2 separate regions of the Homo sapiens genome follow, and region 2 is linked to region 1. The links are chromatin loops, found by intact Hi-C in ENCODE. Cell type or tissue: Calu3. All regions are shown on one strand.

The links. Peaks named below come from ENCODE experiments on the same cell type or tissue, not always from the same donor. Only the 100,000 strongest peaks of a DNase experiment are listed, where the experiment ranks them.
Region 2: it touches region 1 in a loop (4-fold over the local background); 22 of 110 quality-filtered maps call a loop at or near these places.

Annotation. Positions count from the first base shown.
Region 1 is chr15:69,593,519-69,596,018 of GRCh38, reverse strand. The region is part of intron 1 of PCAT29 (prostate cancer associated transcript 29); the gene reads right to left. Among named protein-coding and RNA genes, the nearest start is that of PCAT29, 2.6 kb to the right of the region's middle. In Calu3, no CTCF peak of the experiment used is centred here; DNase peaks (open chromatin) are centred at 368 and 1,408.
Region 2 is chr15:70,099,251-70,101,750 of GRCh38, reverse strand. No RefSeq gene overlaps it. Among named protein-coding and RNA genes, the nearest start is that of TLE3, 2.6 kb to the right of the region's middle. RefSeq lists a silencer at 1,149-1,248 and an enhancer at 1,477-2,500. In Calu3, a CTCF peak has its summit at 1,130; DNase peaks (open chromatin) are centred at 80, 1,030 and 2,040.

The sequences.
Region 1 (2,500 bases):
ATCCACCCCAACCTGGGAGCCGTGGCAGCCCGGCCTGGAGGAGAAGTCTCCAGGCATCAAGATGTGTTCGGAGCCCCTCAGCACAGCCTCTCTGGGCGTCTTTCTGCTCCAGCTATGGCCCAGCAATGAGGACTGGTGACTATGGCACAGACAGCCCCTGAGGCAGCCCTGGCCTTCACCAGGCTATAAGCGCTCTCTCTATCGCCCTCCCAGTAGCGGACCAAAGGTGAACCTGGATGTGACCCTGCAGAGCCTGAAGGAGAACTGAGCTGGTGCAGCCTGTCCCCAGGGAGGCCCTCTGGCCAGCGTGCCTGGCTCCCCTCCCTGCCCCATGCCCTCCCACAGGCCCAGCCTTGGCCACTTGCAGCATTCAAGAATGCACGAGCCAATCCCTTGTGGCAAAGGGGAGGAAGTAGAGCCAGGGACAGATTGTTATAAATAGGCATGTCTGACTGAGAAGGTCACCGGCCAGGGCAAAACATGCCAGAAATTCTACAAGAGAGAGACAGACATAAATTATCTGAGCATCTCACCACCTCTCTCTTTCTCGGGGTGGAGAACAGGAGTGAGTTCCAAGACAGGGCAAGGGTAAGCAGGTGGCCACGGACATCCAGCCAGCAGCTGAAAAGGCTCTTCTATCGAAGAGGCACTTGTACATTGCATCTAGTTCTTAAAAAGGCTGGCTTTTCTTGGCACTCACAAGAGACTGGGGAGAGCCCCAGCTGGAAAGCAGGAGGGTCAAAGAGGCATAGTGAGCCCCTCCCAGCCCTTCTCTCTTTTCTAGCCCGTCTGCTCCTCAGCCTTGTCCTGCACCTAGCCTAGTGTGTCTCAGCAGGGGGAGGTTTTGCCCTCTGTCCTTTCCCAGGGGACATGTGGCAATGTCAAGAGACATTTTGGTTTCTCTGGACAATCAGGAGCGGGTGCTACTGGCATCTAGAGGGCAGAGGCCAGGGCTGCTGCTAAACATCCTACAACGCAGAGGATATTCCCCCACAACAAAGAACCATCCGGCCCCAATTGTTAACAATGCCAAGGTGAGAAACCCTGGCCTATCCCCTCTCAGGAACCCACTCCACCTCCAGACACCCTCCTCCTTCCCATTCATTTCCAAGGGCCCTGTCGAGGCAGCCGGAGCACACAAGTACTCATAGCTACGCAAATAGCAACTCCTTATTTGCTGTGTTTGCTCAGCCAATATTGACTTTGCAGCCTAACACTGGTGCTATTGAGCCGGGGTTATTCTCAATATTGTTTGAGCAGCATTAGAACAGCCTGTGATAACCGGCAGCAGAACAGGAAGCTGCGCCTCCCTCCTCAGTCTCCCCTGCCCCCCGCCGCACCCCCTCCGTGGGACGCTCCTGTAAAGACAGAGGAACCTGTGTGCTCATGGAGTCAAGCGGACCTAATGCCCGCTCCTCCGCTGAGCAAACACACCGAGGTTAGAGAGGGAGCGTGCTCTCTGGCTAAGTCAACACTCCAGGGAAGTTGGAGCAATTGAAAAAGGTTACTTGGGGAGGCTGTCCTTTGGGGTGGGGCCAGTGAAAAATGATGGTGAGGCAGTTCCAGGCTATCAGCCAAACCCTGCGGTTGGGCTCTGCAGGGAAAGGCTTGCAGGGACTGGAGCTCAGGGGCTCCAGGTGCCCAAGCAGACAGATGGTGACTCCATCCATCAGTCAAATACCCAGTAGGTGGGGGTCTAGTAGGGGCCAGTCGCTTACTGATTGGGACCAGAAGCTTAGAGTAGGAGGACCCTGTGGATAAGCTAATGCAGCCACCACGTGTTCATGAGGAAGACCGAGAAAACTAGCCTCTGCCTTGGAGCTTGTCTCACCAGCGCTGGCTGTGAGTTCACAACTGAGCACAACCCGCTCTGCAGGAAAGCACTCTCCCCGCCCACTGGGCTGAGGTCCCTTTAACAGATGCCAACATTGACTCTGCCACCATGAGAGTGGGCCCTAAAGCGTAGCCCAGGAGAGGGACTGCAGTGACCTCCATTCACATCCGGTGTGAGGATGGGTGGCAGGGTCTGAGTGTCTTCTCGGAGGGACAGAAGGAACGGGGAGAGAAACGAGTGGCCAGGCCTACACAAGCCCCTTGGGCAAGCAATAGAAGAGGAAGTCGCATCTCTTGCATCCCAGAGCTCACAGTCCAGAGGGAGAACCTGGAGGCACAGAAATGAAACCGTGCAACCAGCGTGGAATCAAGGCTCCCGTGTGAGTCTAAGGGGAGTCATGAGCACAGTCGTGTGCAACCTGCCCAACCACACCCCGCAGTTCTGCAGTGAGACCAGACAAGCCATGGAATATTCTGAGACGAGAAATCCACATGGAGTAATTGGGGTGGCTTTTCCTTGCCCACAAGTACAGCAAATGTAGGCTTAGCAGTACATTTGGATCTGGGCCCATGCCGTGTCTCCAGGTCAATATGAAACAAGTTGCCAGGATCATCAAGGGGGCATTCTAAAAATTAGCTCTAGCCAGCCCTAGTGGCCTGGGAGTAC
Region 2 (2,500 bases), 510 kb before region 1:
CCGCTGCTCTGTAAATCCAGGCCGGGCTTTCTGTCTCACCCGGGTGACTTTTTTTTTTTTTTTTTTTTTTAATGTGCCAGGAATTCCTCTCCCACGTGGGGTGGACTCCGAGGTACTCAATTAAGCAGCCAATGAAAAGTCAGCTCTCCGGTAGCAAATGACCCTGACACTTCTTGTAACATAAACAGTTGAAACGTTTCCAATTAGAACTGGAGACAGAGACGTTTGAACTCTTTCTCTCGACTCCCCTCCTTCTTTAAAATAATTGTCAAGCCTTTGGACGGGGTGTTGTATACATGTTTTTTATTTTCTTTTCTCTTTCTCCAGCATAAAAGACATGTATTTTTCTCCTTGTTTTTCCTAATTTGTGGGGTGGCATGTTGGGGCGGGGTGGGGGGGTGCGGGGAGATAGCGGTGGTAAGCTTAAAGGGATGTTGGCCTGGTTCCTTACCTCCCTGCCCCCTTCCTGCTCAGGGTTCAGGCAGCCGGTGAGAGCGGGGAGTGACGCTGGGTGAGGAGTGAGTGGGAGCTACAGGCAGGAGAGGCCTGTTCTCCCAAAGCCAGGCTCTCAGAAAGGGCTGGGCATGAATGAATGAATGAATGCCTTTTCTTCAGCAAAAACTTGCACGTATCCAGCTTGCGTAAGCAAAGGGGTCGCTGAGGTTGGCCATTAAACTGGCTGCCCTGGATTCGAATCCTGACCCTCTGCCCAGCTTGGGGCAAATGATTGAGCTTTCTCAGCCTCTCTTTTTTGCTCTATAAAATGGGGTCCCCAGCCAAACTGCTTCCCTCGGGAGTGAGGTAAGGGAGAGGAGAGCGCTGCCTGGGTAGCAGTGCCCTGCCTTGTACCTAGTGAGCGCTCAAGCGCTGTTCTTCCTGACTGCGTAGCGTGGTTCTACCGCCCGGCTCTGCGGAGGAGGCGGCGCTCTGCAAAACCGCGTCGGGGACACGCAGCCGCGAACTCCTCCAGCGTGCCGGGCTCGGCCCTGGCGCTGGGGCTCACAGGTGAACTCGACGTGGGTCTGCCCTGCTGGAGCGCTCTGGCTCGTGTGGTCACCGGGGGGCGTGGACGTCGGGGCAGGAGGGACACCCGGGCGAGAGACAGAGCTGCTGTCCTTTTCTGTACACAATCTTCGGAAGACCCGACCTGGGGGCCCCGCGGCTTCTCGGCCGCCTGCTGGCGGGCGCCGTCGGAGCCAGTCCAGAGGGAGACTGAGAGGGAGGCCCGGCGAGGCGCCGCGTCCCTGGCATCTTGAAGGCATTGTGTTTAATAAATCCGAGCGAGACGCACACCCGCTCTCATCCCCCTCTCCTCTCAGCTCCCAAATCGAGACCTGCTGTAGGACCCCCAGTTTACGGGGTCTTAAAACCCCCTCTACTTTGAGTAGCAGCTTCAAAGAGCTCCCTTTAAAGTTCGCCCCCTCCCCCGCCCCCACGTCCCCTTTCACAGGCCACCCCTCCTCCACCACTCCTTCTAGACTTCTGGAGGACGACGACAACAAAACACTAAATGCAAGTTTAAAGGGGGGAGGGGAAAGTCTTCAGGCTTCCTCCAGAACGTGGGCTGTGGAAGTGACCTGTTTCAGGCGTGCGCAGGAGTCGCCACACCGTAGAGTTTGGGTTTTCTTTTTCTTTCTTTTTTTTCCTCTTTTCTTTTCCTTCTTCTTTTTTTTTTTTTTTTTTTTTGTTTGTGTGTGTGTTTTTACCTTTTATTATTTAAATTGATACGTTTCATTACTAGGGAGAAAAATAAAATATTCCTTTGATACACAAAATCAAATTGATATTTAGCCTCTGCTTACTTTTTTATGCATGGCTCCTTTATACCACATGGTAGTGACAGATTGTTTGAGCTGGAAGGAAAAGCCATTCAAAGCTAATTAAGCAGCCATTCCAAGCACTATTTGCAAGCGGGAGGCTCAGAAGCCTCGGCATTTGTCAGCGCTCCCCCACCCCGCGTGGTTTTGACTGACAGCTCTGGCCGCGGACTGACAGGGCCCAGCAGCTCCGCCAATCAGCAACGAAGAGCCCCTTCGGCGGTCCGTGATTGGTGACTCGCACCTTGCTCGGAGGCGTGGTCGGCGTCCCCCACGTGGGGCTGGAGCGAGAAATGGGCGGGGCGAGTAAGAAGCGGGTGCGCCCACCCGTGACGTAAGGGGGAGGGCAGAGAAGGGGGAGGGGGAAAGGAAGCGCCAAAGAGGAGCCATTTTGTTTCTAATGAATGCTGCGGCCAGATGCTCGCATCTGTCGAGCCGGGCTTCTCCCTCCCCCGTCTTCGGTGCGCGCCGAAACACGATTTATGTTTTTATTTAGGAGAATAAATAAATGAAGAGGGGAGCGCGGTTCGGGGCTGGCGGCCGGAGCGGGCGCGGGGAGGTTCAGTTCTGAGGCGGGTGCTCACGTGTAACTCCCCGCGCTCCGGCCTCCGAGCGCCCGCTAGCTCTCAGCTCCTCATTAAGATGCAAAAGCGAACCTCCGGCTCCTAATGAGGGGAAAATAT